Regions from separate parts of the Mus musculus genome. Here region 1 is linked to region 2. Evidence: chromatin loops called from intact Hi-C (ENCODE). Cell type or tissue: left cerebral cortex. All regions are shown on one strand. Each heading gives the region's core, and the rest is flanking DNA. Links, peaks and the distances in the headings are about the cores only. Region 1 overlaps Samd12 (sterile alpha motif domain containing 12). Region 2 has its middle 68 kb from the start of Colec10.

What was found. Hi-C counts contacts between places; a loop is a spot of excess contacts. Peaks named below come from ENCODE experiments on the same cell type or tissue, not always from the same donor. Only the 100,000 strongest peaks of a DNase experiment are listed, where the experiment ranks them.
Region 1: a loop joins it to region 2, with 11 times the contacts of the local background. A loop is called at or near these places in 2 of 42 quality-filtered maps.

The regions. Positions count from the first base shown.
Region 1 is chr15:53,890,148-53,899,109 of GRCm38, forward strand. All of the region lies in intron 1 of Samd12 (sterile alpha motif domain containing 12), which reads right to left. Among named protein-coding and RNA genes, the nearest start is that of Samd12, 7.8 kb to the right of the region's middle. In left cerebral cortex, for the core only: no CTCF peak of the experiment used is centred there; DNase peaks (open chromatin) are centred at 4,627, 4,800, 5,368 and 5,737; H3K27ac peaks cover 2,194 bases.
Region 2 is chr15:54,474,294-54,483,255 of GRCm38, forward strand. No RefSeq gene overlaps it. Among named protein-coding and RNA genes, the nearest start is that of Colec10, 68 kb to the left of the region's middle. In left cerebral cortex, for the core only: no CTCF peak of the experiment used is centred there; DNase peaks (open chromatin) are centred at 4,548 and 5,045; H3K27ac peaks cover 1,785 bases.

The DNA.
Region 1 (8,962 bases), core at 4,098-6,597, 580 kb before region 2:
GACATCTGCACTGAATAGAGTAGTTTCTTCCTTTGATGCCTATCAATATTCTGAACTATCATGATGCAGACTTGCTTCTCTATTTGATTTCAAATCTTTTTTGTGCATTGGCAAAGCCAGTGAGTGGGCAGGCCCTATAACACACTTACTGGTTGACTCTATACATCATGAGTGATTGACATTGGACATGGTAGAGGACTCCCATGGCTACTTCTTCTTGCCTCTTGAAAATTCTCCTTGACCCTCTGAAATGCTGCAGTCACATGGTTCTCACACCAGCATCTACTGCTTTGGCCCACATACTGCCTTAAATGTGTACCGAGAAAAATGTGAAAAAGGCAATGTGTGAACATATGGGTAAAAGCATTTGACAGGGAAGAGATATGAGCAGACAGAAGAAACTTAAGATCTGTTGTGATCCTAGGAAGAGGAATACATTTCTTAGCAGTAGGATGTAGTCCTGGAAAGAAGACACAGCCATTTTAGAGGGCCCTGAAGTCGAAGAACTTGGACTCCATTGTGTTGTCAGTGGAGAGCCCCTGACCAGTTAGGATTAATTATATATCTGCTCTTCCTTACAATTAAATAATCCCAAATCCAGGATCTTTTACCCCCTAGAAAACATTTCTAACACCTGTCCTTCCTGTCCTTTCCCCCACCCCATGACTATTATCTTATTATTACCTTATGTATTATTCTGTAGCTCTGATAAAATACCAAGACCAAGTCAATTTATTGAAAAAGACAGTTAGTTATTTGGGCTTACAGTTCTAGAGGAATAAGGGTCCATCAAAGTGGGGAAGTGGAAGACATAGCAGCCATAACAGGAAACTGAGAGCTCTCACCCTTTACCATAAGCATGAAGCAGGGGGAGCCAACTGGAAGTGGTGTGTTTATTTAACCTCAAAACAAGTTCATCATTCTAAATGCCAGTGCAAGCCAAGGTCTCCTGATATGATCAGTGAGAGACGAATCGTAAGCAGACATGGGCTGGAGGGGGTCTCAGCAAGACTGAGGTGGAGACAAATTTATGCCAAGCAATCAGACTTTTTATACACTTATCAGAAACAGGGTATAATGATAGCTTCCAGGATAAAATGACGTTTGCAAGCTATACAAGGTACACAAGATCAATGCCTAAGACTAACTGCCCTGTCAAATTTCTATATGATTCATTGACCTCAAAGGGACACAGAGGAAAGAAGGGGGACCTGAACACTTCACTGCCTGAGGGAGTACTGTGGTTTCCCAGAAACTGAAAGGCTCACATTGACCTGGGAGCCACAGACTCTAACTTGAAAAAAATCTATGATTCATGCCTCTCAAGGAAGCTATTGCAGACCAACTTCATGATTTTCCAAACCCAATGACATACTTCCTCCAGCAAGACTGCAACCCCTAAACCTCTCCAAAGAGCAACACCAACTGGAGACCAAATGTTCCAATGCTGAGACTATGAGGGGTGTTTCTCGTTTAAACCACCACATCTTCTATGTTTTCATTTTTGACTTTTGCCTGTCTACATTAGGACTAACCTTTCAATTGTAGTTACATAACAAAACATACAGTGACCTTTAGTCACTTGCTCTGATACAAAGAAAGTGTGCAGTTTGCTCTCACGGCCTCCTTTTTATATTTAAAACATGAATCTTGTTGTTTGTTTGTTTGTTTGTTTGAGACAAGGTCCCACTATGTAGTTCTGGTTGTCCTGGAATTCACTATGTAAACCAGCTGGCCTCAAATTCACAGAGATCCACATGCCTCTGTCTCCCAAGTTCTGGGATTAAAGGCATGGACCACTACACATGGCTAGAGCATGAATCCTTGATTGAACTGATTAATAACCAGGAGGGAAAGTCTCAATGACCCTAGAACTGTCTATACCACTGGGTGCCATTAATGAGGTACAACATATAGAAGGCACGTAAGTATCCATTATCAAAGAAAAATACCAATTATCAGTAATTACAGGCTGGATGAATTTGGATACCAGGATGGGCAAACCATGGCAATAAAAGCCAAGACGCAGTGTTCTATATGAACAGATACAAATGCATAGTGATCGATCTAGGCTCACAAAAATTAGAGACTTACTCCAACAACTTAGAAGAAATGTCTGTAAGAAAGAGCACAATTAATATCTTATTTTTATACTGTCCATCATAAATCACTAAGGTTTCTAAAAGACAACTAGTAAACAAAATTCAAATTACCAAATTGGAACATGCCAAAATAAAAACAACACAATGTTAGGAAAATGCAATGACCTTTAAATCTGGCAAATATTCCCACAAAGCCCACACTGGCTGAGAAGTTGTGTAGATTTATAAAAGTGTTTTATTATGAATCCAATTTCCCTCAGTGCTCAGATGGGGTGTGTATGGGGATCACATATAAGCGTCCAGGAAAGACTATTTGTGAAAGTGCAGCCCAGTTGCAGCAAGAGAACCAAGCAGTTTGGAGTCATCAATACCATGAGATGACCACGAAGAATAGCCGCAGTGGTGAAAGAGAGCCAGCAGGAGCCTGGAAGTTAGGCAGTGTGTGCTGCAGAGGGTGGAGCCAGGCAAGTGACCCAAGCCCTTGGGAAGAGCTCAGAAGATCTCGAATGTATCACAGACATTGGATATTGCGTTGTTTACACGGTTGGTGAAACTTTTAAAGTTGTATGTTTTATATTGTGAAGTTAGTATTAACATGCTGTCTTGGGGATAAATGAGGAAGGAAAGGTTCTGAGTGAAAAGCAATGTGTTTACATGTCAAGTTGACAAAGGTTCAGTTGTGATGGCTACTCATTCAACTTGACACAAGGTAGAATCATCAAAGAGGAAAGAACCTCACTAGAGAAAACGGCTCCATAAGACCAGGCTATAGGCAAGCCTGTAGGGCATTGTATGAATTAATGACTGATGGGGATAGGGTCAATCTTGAGATGGTAGCCTTGGTGCTAAGAGAAAGCAATGGGGATAAAGCCAGTAAGCAGCACTCTCCATGGCCTCTGCTTCAGCCCCTGACTCCATGTTCTTGTTCTGCTTAAGTTCCTGCCCTCAGTGCCTTTGGTGATAAACTGGAATGTGGAAATTTGAGTGAAATAAACCCTTTCTTCCCCAAATTGCCTTTTCACTAAGGTGTTTTATCACAATAGTAACCCTAACTAAAAAAAAAAAAAAAAAAGTGCAATGGCCCATGGCTGTGGCTAAATTCAGATGCAAATCTACTGCCAGACCCACTTCCTAGCTGAGAATACCGTGATTTTGCAGGCAAACCAAATACTGCTCTTACTGCATAAATGAACAGTTGATAAGAGACTCAATTCTCCTTGCAAAATACAAGCTTCTTCCTCAACATTTATCCACTGTAAAAAGAGCAAACCTTCCCTTAGGCCACAAGGTTAATGTCAACTATCCCACAGGCAGAACTAACTCATCTTAGCAGGAAAGACCAATCCTTTCAGAAACAGTGAGCTGTTTTCTTCCTTTTCTAACTAACCTTGATTTTTGCAAAATGTTGATATTTTACTTTATTGTTTACTAACTCTGTGTGTGTGTGTGTGTGTGTGTGTGTGTGTGTGTGCGCGCGCGCAGGTGTATAGGGTTTTATTCATGTGATAGCAATGTCTAAGGCTCGAAGAGAGCATCAGGTCCCATAAAGCTGGACTTACAGATAGCTGTTGGCTGTTCATTGTGGGTGCTGGGAACCAAACCCCAGTTATCCCCAAGAGCAGCAGGTGTTCTTAACCACTTTGTCTCTCCAATCCCTGCACTCAGATCTTAAAGCTTGTCAAATCATGTCTTTCTTGTCCACATACTTGCCAAAATTTCCCCCAAATCCAGCTCACCTTGGCATGTCCTCTTCTGACTGCTCTCCCAAACACAACGGTGGCAAAACTAGTGTCCAGATGTCCATGACTTCTCACAGAACCTACTCAAAAAACATTGAGCCTTTCTCCTTGAAATGCTAATGTTGGAGACATTTTTTAGGCAATATCCACACTGAAGTGTGGGGTGTGTACTTGTCATAGCCACACAGCTGTCCTCCAATCCTACCCAACCAGCAGAGCCATGATATCCTGAATCTCTTCTTTGTGTGAGGCCTCCTGAAGATGATTGGGACACAGAACGCAAATCCCTGTGAAAGAGCACTGTGTGAAGCAAAGCTTCCTCAGAGAACAGGTTGGCAGTTCTGTACAAGGCTAAACATTTTTTTAATGTGCTGGGGAGAGGAATGCTTGTATGTGTTCGTGTACCCGTGTGCCTATTTTGTGACCATGCTCATCTGATGTGTGTGCATGTGGAGGACTGAAGTTGACGTCAGGGGTTGGTCTTTTGTTGTCCTCCTTCCTTTTGTTCCAAACATGGTCTTTCACTGAACCTAGAGCTTGTCATTTCAGCTAGACTGGTTGGCCAGTGAACTCCAGACTTCCTGCTGTCTCAGCCCTCTTCACTGGTGAGCTTTCAGATACAGGCCACCACACATGGGTTTTGCATGAGTGGTAGAGATCTGAACTCATGTACGAACACTTCTGCAGGAAGCACATTTCCACCTGAGCCATCTTCCCAGCTCCTACAACACTTGCTACAAGAACACAGTTTATTTGACTTAAAACTCCTACTCTGGTTCACACAAGAGAAATGAGTAAGTCACACAAACTGGAAGCAGTTGTTTTCAGTGGTTCACTAATAACAATCACTGACTAGAAACACTCCACGTGTTCTGAATAAGTGTCAGTATTTCCACAGCACAGAATATTGCTCAGGTACTACTCTTCAATAGCAACAAGATGTATGTGGCATTATGTGACATTCTAGAAGAGGAAAATCACAGAGACGGAATCCAGATCAGTATTGTCAGGGACTATAGGAGTATAAGGCATGCATGAACTTTGCAAGGTGTTAGAATTGTTCTAGCTCTTCATTGCAATGTTGGTTACAGGAATATGTGTTTTCCAAAAGTGTGAGAACTATAAAATTTTACCATAGATGATTCACACCCAAATAATCCAAGTTTTAAAAACCTTTAAAATATTAATATGAAACCATAAAGTACAGAACAAGAAATGAGTAAGAAATATGCATCTATATCTATATTGAGAATGGAGTCTATAAATACATTTCGAATGGAGGCCAAGTTATTGAAAATAACACCGACACAATTGGAATGATACTTTATCTGGACAGAGAAGGTAAGAAGCTTATTTTATGTCCGCTTAAAACACACTTTTGCTATAATTATGAATATGATGTGAATTCATAGGACAAAAAGAACCTACTTTTATTTCTTATATAATTTCTCCATCAAGATTTATGCCAGCAGGACAATATCTTTCATTTCACACTTGACTCTTCACAGCCTAGTTGGAAAAGCTATCATTTTTCCTCCAGAATATTTTAAGATATTCTATATCACCAAGGGTGTTGCTTGAGGCTTAGAAAATTTTCATATTTCTCTTGGGCACATATGCCAACATTGTTGCTGATGTTCTTCTGCAAGGAGACCTAACTCTGCCTAATTTTAATTGGGACATTGGCCCCATTCCTCCAGTTGACCAATGTCATTTCCATAGAGTCCATTCACATCTCTTCTGTCTTGAAAAGGCTGAAATTACTCTTATTTTGCCTCTATGTCGTATATCTGAGTGTTGGAAGGGAGGCAAGAGGGAGATGGACAGACAGGAAGGTTTATGAAATTGATATTTCTAAAGTAACTTTGGGAGAGCAATATTCAGGTGAGAGATGACTCTCTACTGAATATGTTCCTGGAACAATAGCTTCTTGTGCGATGCTCTCCTTTAGCCAGGTACGCCTGCTCCCATATTGAGTTCAGAGCAGCTTCAGATTACCAGCATGGCTGTCATAAGATTAGGCCCACTAGCATTCCTTTGTTCAAGAAAGGAAAGGCTAACAGGGCTCAGGAGGGATTCAGAAGCCGCTCATTAGGCCCAACCCCTCTGACGTTTCTTCTGTGGTATGGCTGCCCTTAAGTTGTTCCTGCTCCTTTAGATAAATCCTTACCTAAGCTCCTGTAAGTAACCCCAAGTAAACTTGAGATTCACCAAATGCATTTAAGGTAGAATCATTTCTTTGGTGCCCTTCCTGGGGTGAATAAATATCTTTTCATATCTCCTTAGGAAAAGTTAAGCCAATACATGTATATCTTTTGTTGTCCTGTAAATACATATCATCTGATTATGAATATGTTAGGATATGTTTTCAACTGAAGATGTTTTATACTCAATGTATCAATTACAGTTTGTTGATACCATTCCACTTGGATACCTATCAGATACTATGTCACATGGTTTAGCTACATTCCTAAGTAGGTTGAGAGCATGATCTAAGCATAGAGCTTAACATTCAATGAACAGTCACTGAGCAACCACCAGCCTGTGTCTTAAACTTGCCCTTGATAGTATGGCAGCACTTGTAGTATGTCTATGAAGGCATGCCTCTTGGTATCCCCATCAGATTAATGGACAAAAGAACCTCAGATAATGTTCCATGCATTGCCCAGAAACACAATGAAACACACTCTGCACCTCTGGATAGCTGTTCAGTTTGTCTAGCTATACAACCTGCATATTTAAAGCCACCGTTACTACTCTATACCCCACAGTGAAGAAACCACAAGACATGAAGGTTGTGAAGGATCTAAGAGAGGGCCTGAGCACCCACGGTGTCCTAGGACAGTTGAAGACCACCTCCATCAAACAGTCCACAGAGATCTGACACATCACTTGAGACCTTGGTTGTGCTTAACAAAATGCCACAAATACCTTCCCCAGCAGTGAGGCAACCCAGAAGCAGCAGGGAGTAAAGAAATCCAACGTGCCAACCTACTCCTCCAGGCCTCAGAGATCTGGGAAGTTGGCTGTGGGAGGCAGTGAGGCGGGCCACCCCTGTCACTGGCAGCTGTGCCATCCTTCTCTGCATGCAGGGAGGGAACGGTACAAGCAGCTCTTGCACCCACACTTTAGCAAAACCGGACTAAATATAGCCACCTTTTTTTCTCTTATGAGCCAGTTCAGGGAGGGTGGTACTGTTCCATTCCACTTCAGAACCAGGCAGGAACCAGCATGATATACAGGAGCAGAACTTCTCTCACTTGCTCCTATGGCTTCCAAAGAGCCATATATATGCAAGGTCCAAATGGACTAGAGAGTGCTGAAGTTCTACATAGCAAACGACAGTGCCCTTAACAAAAGGAATATGCTAAAGTAGACTCAGATGCGCTTTCTAGAACTTTCTTGTCCATAGGAAACAATGGGACTACTAGCATTTGGGAGAAACCCCTTTTGGAAGCACACATTATACATACATGTTCCATGCCCTTTACCCACAACCACACCCATAAATCCTAATGAAAGGCTCACTCAATGCTGCTACTCCTCCATTAGCCTGTCCCTAAATGCCCCATTTGTTTTCAGACCTCCCACGTTATCGTTGCTTGTAGTTTTATTTAGCACTTACAGCACTCTGTCTATTGGGTTTCTCTCTTTCACCAAATTGTAGGTAGGGGAGGAGGAGATGGGAACAGAGTGGCTCAGGCCTCTTCCTTATTACGTCAGCCACCATATCTGCCTTAGTTCTTTCCACAAGGACAGCATCTCATATCCATTGCCAGAAATAGGAAACCTATCTAAAGACCCTCTTTCTCCTAATGAATAAAAGACATAGCATCTTCGGAGTTTAAGGCTTCATACTCCCAATGGCTTCTCGATGACATGTCACCACAGCAGCTGCCATGACTCAGCGCTTCACTCAGTTCTACCGGTAAAGGTTTCCAGAATTTCCCTATCTCTATTCTAGCCCTTGTGCATTCTGGCCTATGAGAACAGCAAAGCGATTGAGGAAGACAGGGTAAGATGAAAGAGATGAGTAAAGCCTGATCTATGTAAGGCAACCATGGGATTAGACCAAGCCCTGTTTGAAGCAGACTGCAAGAGCTATGGGGAGTGGCAAGGACCACTGCCACAGCTAGTTTCCTATCCCAGTTTTGAGGCCTCCTTTCTTATTCATGTAGTCACTCCCTAGGAACTTTCAGTGATGAGTAACCAGTCCACAGTTCTTATTTCCAAACAAAGTGATCAAGAGGAGCTGATGAGGCAGGTAAATCAGATCTGATGGGCTAGAAAATAAAATGAAATTAAGCAAAAAGGGAAGAGGAGGAAGAGGAGGAGGAGGAGGAGACCATTAATGGCATATGTAGTGGAAGAGTGCCATGGACTGGGCTCAGTCGTCCCCCCTCAATCTGTGGGAATCAGGGTTCTGGCAGGTGTGCATGGAGTCAGCGAGAATTGACAAACAGACACAGACAAGAGAGAGTGGGAACATTTGGATTGAGATACCCATGGTTTCACTGCTTCTACAGGTAGACAGTGTTGGGAATTCCTCAACATGGTGTTCAGTATAGGATTCAAATAACTCATAATCACACCCAGTGACTCATCCAACTCTCATTCACCCATTCATTCAGAGAGCACACATGGGCTAGACATAAGACAGAATGAAAAGGGAGTTATAAAAGTCTTGGTGGGATAGCACAATGGCAGAGAAGCCTCTTGTCCATTGCATAGAGCAGAGGGTTTCATCAAAATGCTTCTGGTCTCTCTCCTCATCTTCTTGCAGGGATAAAAACAGAGGATAGTAATCTTATGTGCATGCCTCTGGGAGCCACAGGGCACAGGCTTCCGCAGGAAGTTGTGGATGTCATTTCTTTCTGCTTTAAGGCTGTAAGTATGAGGGGTGGAGCCTCTACAAGGGTGAGTTCACCCAAAGAGCAGTATGAACATGCTCACTGACTAAATGACTCAGAGTCTGAAAGGTGACCCAAGATGATCGCTTGTGATAAAGGTGGTATTGTTATTTCATATTGTTATTCCTTTCTAGGGGCTTAGTTCTTAAACCAAGGTGGGTAGGGTCAGCATTTATTAGGTCTCCAAACCCAGTATCCCATGACTTCGACA
Region 2 (8,962 bases), core at 3,026-5,525:
TGACCCTCATCAGTCTAAAATGATGCTGGTCTCCCTCTCTTACAATTGTGATGTTTATACCAGGTTATGTTAGTTCTATTTAATATATCAAGTAGCATTCAATTTATCCATGACAACAATCATTTTTTCTCTGTTAACCTCACAAAATAAAACTGTGAACTCTTAACATCTACAAAACCTACATTTTTTGTTGTATGCATATCCATTTATTGATATCAAGTTTATTTATCAGCTTGTCATTTTTTCATGGTGATAATTCACTTATTTATTGATTTTTGTGGCCTGGGGAATCAAATGTCAATATTTTCACATCCTAGGCAAGTGCTCTACCATTAAGCTGCATTACCCATTACCATCAACATAAAGTCTTGATATGGAGTACTATGCAGCTATTAAAAACAATGAATTTATGAAACTCTTAGGCAAATGGATGGATCTGGTGGATATCATCCTGAGTGAGGTAACCCAATCACAAAAGAACACACATGATATGCACTCACTGATAAGTGGATATTAGACCAGAAACACAGAATACCCAAGATACAATTTGCAAAACACATGAAACTCAAGAAGAAGGAAGACCAGAGTGTAGATACTTTGATCCTTCTTAGAAGGGAGAACAAAATACCCACGTAAGGAGTTACAGAGACAAAGTTAGGAGCTGAGACTGAAGGAGAGACCCTTCAGGGACTGGGCATCCATCCCATAAACAACCACCAAATCCAGACACTATTGCAAACATTACTCCAGCCCCTGCATGCTCTTTGGTTGGTGATTCAGTCTCTTTGAGCCCCTACAGGTTCAGGTTAGTTGACTCAGTAGGTCTTTTTGTGGTGTCCTTGACCCCTCGGGCTTGCTCAGTTCTTTCCCTAACTCTTCCACAAGACTCCCCAAGCTTTGCTGACAGGACCCTGATATAGCTGTCTCCCGTGAGTCTCTGCTAGTGCCTGGCAAATGCAGAAGTGGATGCTCACAGTTATCTATTGTGCAAAGCACAGGGTCTCCCAATGAAGGAGCTAGAGAAAGCACCCACAGAGCTCAAGGGGTTTGCAGCCCTATAAGAGGAACAACAACATGAACTAACCAGTACCCCCAGAGCTCCCTGGAACTAAGCCACCAATCAAAGAAAACACATGGTGGGACATGTGTCTCTAGCTGCATATGTAGAAGAGGATGGCCTAGTTGGCCATCAATGGGAAGAGAGCCCCCTTGGTCCTGCAAAACCTACATTTTGATGAGGGAATGTGTAGCAGGAATGGCAGGGCTGCCTCTATGTAAATACTGAGGGCAGTGCAGCTGCTGACGCGTCTCTTACTGGAGGACCTAATTGATGACTGCCTGTGACACCAGCATCCCTGCAGGAGGACCTAATTGAGGACTGCCTGAGAGAGCAAGGATTGCTGGTACAAGTAACGCCAGCCAATCAGGAACTGCTGTTTGGAATAGATACTTTCTTGGGACCAATGTGAGCATGAGTAGAGGGTATTAAAGGAATTTTCATCAATGTTCAAAGAGCTTGCTGCAGCATTTCTCACCTGCTCCCAGAGTCTGTGTCTTTGACTCTGCACCAACTTACTCCCAATCCCCAAGTGCAGGTAGGATCGGGCTGAGAGCTGTCCAGGACACAGGCAACATGAATGAATGAATGAATGAATGAATGAATGAATATGCATTCTTTATAAACTTCTCTATAAGTTCACCCTCATCATTTGCAATTTTAGATACACATTTTCAAACCTATATATCTATTAGTAATTTTCACAGAAGGTTCACCTTCCTGATTTATGCTTATTCACTTGGTGTGTTGTTGCCTCTTAGTTCAAATATGTTGCTATAAGGAAATGTCGTAAGTTATGTGGCTTATAGCCAGGCATAATAGCACAGGACTTAAATCCCAGCACTTGGGAGACAGAGGCAGGTGTACCTCTGAGTTCAAGGTCAGCTTGGTCTGTACAGTGAGTTCGAGAGCAGCCAGGGCAACACAGAGAAACTCTGTCTTGAGAAGGAACAGAAAAAAGTTATGTGGCTTATAGACAACAGATATCTAATTCTCTTATTTCTAGAGGCTGTGAAGTCCAAATGTGATGTGCTATAGATTTGTGTCTGTCAAGTGTTTATTCTGAGTTTTATGGATGATATCTTATGGTGCCACATTCATCTTCATAGAGCAAATGTCAAAATAGTGTCCAGGATATAACAAGTAATAACTTGGTGTCTATCCAACTATTTCATAAGTGGTAGAGCTGGAAATAGAATGCAAAATCACTGCTACCTATGGGTCCTATTTTGTGCAAGATGCTATCGTGCAAACTTTGAGAAACATGGCCCATATACATAAGGGAGTTCAGAAGAATCGTGAAGGTGATGTGTTTATGAAGGTCCCGAGAAGAATTTTCACTGGGTAATGAACACATTGGGAAGTCACAGCCTCTGCAGCTAGTGGTTGAAACAACTTACAGATCCTGACAGACATTCACACAAGAGTTACCTGGCAAGAACTTCCTGGGAAATCAGAAGATATTGTGCATCCAGTCAGGGAGGGAAGCCAAAAGCTCAGGAGTTGTCCTGAATCCTCTGTTCTGTTTCTGATATGTGCTGCACATTGACCAACCCAAACCAGATGCCAGAGGGCAATATGTCCATTTCTTGTATAAAATTCAGCATCTTGAGTATCTAAACAAGGTATAAAGCCAGACAGAAACAAAATCAAATGGGCAAATAAAATGCCCAAACAGAGTAAACTCCAAACATGTTTCTGAAGCCAACTGAGGATAATCTTTGCCTATGCGGAATATTCCTATAAGAATCGAGAAAAGCTAGAAAATTTGAAGACCTTGAATTTTAAAAAGCAGCAAGCAATGGAAAACTAAGATTAATACAGATAGTCCTGATGTGGCTTGGAGTTGAAAACTGGGAGGAATGATTAAAAACCTGATGTGATACAAAATGTATGAAGGCTTATTGAGTTAGGAGTTTCAATTACAAGAGACAGAAGTCCAGCTCACACAAATGGAAGCAAGAAAGAAAACAGGAGACAGGACCATGATTTGATTATGACAGCTCTAAATCCAGTGTATTTTAATCTTTTGGTTATCTTAGTCATTTTTGTTGTTTTTTGTTTTGTTTTGCTTTTTTGTCATATTAGAGGAAAGTTGATACAGTTCAGACTCTCATTCTTCCTCTTTATCAGTTCAGAGAGAAAGCCAATACATCAGACACAATAACATAATACCTGTGTGCTAAGGACCAGCCTCATCTTGGAGAGAGGTCCTGAGAGAAGGGGTGTTTGAAAGCAGCAAGAAAAAAAAAGACTTAAAGTCAATCATGGGGTACAAGCTGGTGACCTGTGTTCTGCTCAAGACAGCTTTCTCTGGAGAACTCCGGGCAGCTCAAGCAGACAGTCAGTTCTCACAGACCAAAGCTGAGTCTTTTACTCCAGATTCCCTTTTGATTATCCCATGAATCAGCATACCTTCACCCCAACCCCCTGATTCTTAGAAAAAGACAGCAAGCATATTTTTTAAAATTGCAAATGAGTTCAGATATCTCCCTACCTTTGTAAGTACAAACAATAAACTTGGCTGTGTGAGATCCTATCCTGAGATTACCATTCCAACCACACCTGGACCACTCTATCCCAGGCTGACCTTGAACTCAGGAATCTTCCTGCCTTTGTATCTTTCTGACAAACTGTCTCACACTGTTGCTGTTTATATTCTTTTAGGTCTGTGAAGTCCTTCATATAATTCATACTACATCCTTGTATTTTGCATAGTTGAGAAATTATTTTTGAACCTGTGCTTTTAGAGTTCTTTCCCACAGCCTTAAGAGCTATCCTAAAGGTCACAGAGTTTACCATTTTTGCTGAAGACATAAATACACCCTCACTTCCCAGACTCTGTCTGTCTCTGATTATCATGGAGACATTAAACTTGACAAAGAGGATATTACCTAAAATCTTTGGCAGGGGGAATATTTCCCGAGGGAGAAACATGAAGTAAAATACACATATTTTTAAACAAACAAGCTTCATGCCAAGCAACTGTCAACATTCATGGAGGCGATGAGGTACACTATCTCTTCCATGACCATGCAGGACTCAGCACCTGTAGTTGCCCCAAATGCTTGTTCTTGATCTTATTTTACTCTTGCCACTGTTCTAAAGGCTGTAGGACCTTAGGAGAATGGAGTCAATAAATAAGGCAGACTAAAGCCTGATTCATCAGCCAACTTTATTCAGAGCATTGGACAATTTATTAAGAAGAGTCACATGAGTAAAGTGTACAGTTATAAGGACAAGTCACACATAGCAGACAAATTGCATGTAGCAAAAGCATTTATTTCCATAGAGGCATATAAACAAATAATAATAGCCAAGTGTAATGAATAATCTGAAGTAAACTTACTCCAGTCTGCCAGACTGGAGGAGATTGAAAACACACTTCAAGAACAATTCTGTGTTTTTGAAAAAACTTAGGTCACAAGACTCTTCTTTTCTTGGAGTTTTCTCACAAGTACTAAGAATTATTCTACACAACTCCATTCTTGGGCCATGTTCCAACACATTACAATGACAAGTGTGAGGGTATAATAGAGGATCTCGTTAGCCATAGAGTTGATATATTCTTCATATCTATCTATCTATCCAGAGATCTATCTATCTATCTATCTATCTATCCAGAGATCGATACATTAATCCTCCTCATAGGAAGCACTAGTATTTGAACTGTGCTGACTTAAATTTAAATGAAGAGCTGAGTAGGAGAAGGGAAATATGTAAAATACAACTAATGTATTTAGGTATATGTAGGCTATGCCTCCACCATCATAGTTACTCAGCACTTTCTATCTTAAAAGTCTTGACACCATCTAGTTCTTCTACCCAGTGTCCTAAGACCAGTGGAACTTTATATATAACTATCACAAGGCATCATTAGTCTTCTTGTTAAATTGTAGAATGCCTCCCACACTCCTTATTTCCTTCTGTTCTCTCTCATCCTCCGGTTCTCAGTTAACTTGCTCCTGCCAAGTGATTCAGCCCAGAGACACTTGTCAGATATGACAGATGTAAGCATGAATTCATTTGCAGTTACATTGCATCTCATCTCAAGATTTCTTCTAAAAGATGTGATCTGTTATTCCACAGTGCGGGGCATTTATTTTGGTGTAAAATAATGAGTCCTCAGCCTTAAACTAAAGCTGGTAATAAAAGGCAACATTTCCCTTTGACCTGCTCCACCTTGAGAACACTGGTTTGAACCTCGATCCAACCAGCCAGACTATGCTTACTGTATGAATAAGACCATAAGGATGTAACTGCTGGTCCGAATTCAATTTTATAATGCCATATCGCTTTCAAACTCACAGAGATTTTAGTTTCCCTGAGTATTTGACCAGTTACTGGAAGTTTCCCAAATGGGGCGCTAGCAATTGCAATTTTCCACACAGCAAGCATGCAAGCTCTATAATGTATTTCAAATTGTTACAATGCCTGTCGTCATCTTATTTTGTATTTACACTTATTTCAAGCTTACATTTCAGGGATGAAACAATGTCTGTTTCTGTTCTTTAAAGCAACATTTTTTCTGTTAAGATGACTCATTATATTTGGAAACTTGGCCATACTGTCAATTTGAGAACTGGAGCTTGTTCTGGGAGTTATGATAAGTGCACATAGGCAGTTTTACTTGCTGACCCCATCAGCAGGGCTTCTCTCTGAGGAAAGAGAATGCCTTCGACTGAGGCATTCTGCCAGCCATCATTTTGTGGCAAGGACATCTCCTTTGTTCATTGTTCTCCCTGGCCACATCTAATGTGGATATTGGAGACCATGCTTTATCCTTGAGCTGTGATAACTTGTGCAGTTTGACTTTTTTTCTTCAAAGGTTTTGGGACCTAAGAGTACTTTGAGGTCTGAAAAAAATCAAATGATTTTTTTAAAGATAAGGATTGTAGTTTCCTTAGCAATGTAAACCATTCAGAAGTAAGTAGGTTTCTGGTCTGCTTACTTTTAGCCCCATATGCAAGCGCAGAGTTCTTTGACAGAGGAGTTCTCAAGTCCTATGTCTATGTTTCCAGGATCAGTCCCTGGCTCACCCAACCTGTCACCATAATCTCTCTTAAGCCAATGCCTTTTTTTTCTTGTGGAATCTCTGGAAATACAGTTAATAAGTCTATGTTCTGCTGAAATTTGCTATATTAGGACTTTATTCAACTTCTTAGGGCTTCTCATCATCAAGGATTCAGCATCTTACATGGCAAGACCCTGATTCCCATGCGTTGCTTCTCTTGATTCACTCATGGAGTGGCCAGTTCCTTTCTTAGACATGCACTTATATATCACCTTGCTGAGGCAAGCAGTAATGACCTAAAATTTTGATGTTCTTGTCCTACCCAGCCATTTCTAAAATCCTAGGTTAAAGGCACCTATTCTACTCTAGTTACTATTGGCATAGACTTTCTGGTTATGCATCACAGAATAACAAAGTTCATTTTTTACTCAATTTACAGTTGAGAATAGGCTAAGCATGCTTTTCCACCTCATAAGGATCCAATAGGTCACCTTTAATCTCATAGGTTGCCACAGTAAAGAAGGAAAAAGTTAGAGAGCTTCACAGCATGCTTTTATAAGACAGAGACTGAAGGGGTTTGAGTACCTATTCCTTCATATAGTATTTCATTATTGGACCCCATAGATGGATATTCCTTTATTAAAGTTAGATTAGTCCCCTATAGATTACTGAGGTGAATCTTCTTTAGTTTTAATTAACATATAATTATTACATTACTTTCTCTCTTCCATTCTTTTCCCCAACCTTCTCCAGATACCATTTTTACATCCTAATTTCTCTCACATGTATTGCTTCTTTTTCTTTGGTATACACACACACACACACACACGACACTTTTTGATATGAAAAATATTTATTCCTATAAGTTAGAACAAAATATTGTTGTTTAAGTGGCCCATTATGCCTAGCAATTGAAATACTTTTCTTACAGAAGAGAATTCAGTCAAAAATAAATCATGTGGCCAGGTATGGTGACACACAATTTAATCGCAGCACTGCGGAGGTGGAGGCAGGTATATCTCTGTGAGTTTGAGGTTACCCCAGTAAATTCTACGACAGTCAACACTATACAGTGAAAACCTGTCTCTAAATAAATAAATAAGGTACAATGAATCACATATATTTTACATGAGCAAAATTAAGTGTTCTCAGTGTAGAATGACCTAGGGATGGTAGCCCTTTTGTGGGCTCTAGAAGGGACAGCATACCAAACATAGGACAATAATGGTATTGAAAGATCTAGGTTAAGGATATAGACAGTGATTTTAAACAAATCATTCAACTCTGTGTTTCAGGTACCTTCCCCTTAAATGGAAGGAATAAACAACTTACCACACTAGATTGCTGTAGGTCTTAATACATATAAAGTAATAAGCAATGTATGATGTGCAATACATGCTAATGTAGTTTTTAAAGTGTCACATCATTGTGGACCTGAAGAGACAGCTCTGGGGGTAAAATGCTTGCCGCACTAGTGTGAATGTCTATTTCAGATCTCAGGATATGAAGTCGTGGGTGGAGCTATATGTAGTAGAGGATAACTGAAATCCCAAAGCTTCAGTGGTGAAATGGAATATGGGGGAAAGGAGAACTTCAGAGCCCTTGCAGCTTGCAGGCCAATTATCCTGGCATACATAGTGAAGAGCAATAAGAGACCCTGCCTCAAAGGCAGGAGGTGGAAGGTGAGAACTGACTCCTAAGCTCATCCCATGTGCATCGTGACAGGCACACAAACAAAGACACTTTTAAGTGTCACATAGAAAAATGTTGAAACATCAGAATACAGGGCAGCAGAAAATTAGCAAATACAGTATTTTCCCAATAGGTTAGAAAGTCAGGTGTAGATATGCACATGTACATATGGAACACATGCAGCGCTGCTGTCAAAATAACATGCATTGTCATGATTCATAGTATTTTAACACATTTATATCTGCATGTTTTACTTTACTTCAGTTCTGTTGGTGTGAAAAGACATGAATAAAACTTTTCTACATGGTCTACTCTGGTTATGCCTAATAAATATTCTTCCTAAATCTCATTCAGAAGTTATTGACGAGTGATGGTGACTTCATCAGAGCAGACATCTGAAAAAAAAATTGGTTTTAATCATAAATTAAACTATCTCTTTTTTAGTAAATTTCAAGTAGTACCAGTAACGAGTACTTATTAAATCTGGTGCCAGACACTGAAATAAACAAAGCTATAAATAATTGGTTTCCCCCCGTGGCAGTAGGAACAGAACATGTGCCTGTAAGGAACTTATAATCCGCATGCTTATGAATATGAGATTGTAACTTGAAAGTTGTCTTTGATGCTTTGCTTTCTTCTATCAGCACAGCAAGCAATGAAGTCAAATGTTGCCACCAGGACTGACCGGTGCTGATGACTTTTTTTAACCTCCCTCCAGGTCTTGCGTCTATCAGAGGACTGGCACAAAACAGAAGCTGTACTCACAATGCGTAAACTTAAACCAAGGATAGATAATGACAACCCAGGCAAAGCAAGGAGAAACACAGAAATCTTAGGCTGACAAAAATGGAGCAGCACTGATACCTGTACGTCTGAGAGGAAATGGGAGGGTGTGGTCACTGAAGAGAGACCTCTGTGTGTCCACAAGTGAGAACTTTGGTCCAGGAGATAGCCTCCTGTGATTCACAGGAAAGGTGTGAGAAGGGGAACAAACATTCAAAACCTCCCTTGATTCTCCCTGGGGTTCTCGCTGGCTAAAACATATGGAAAGCACAAACAGCAAGGGAGAAAGCTTAGGGATTAATCAGACTTCTGAATTCAACTTTCTGAATCTTCCTCAATTCAGAAGACATTTCAGTTAAAACAAAGTGGACCAACTCTGGGGAGATTCAGAAGACACTCCCTCAATGCTACAATGT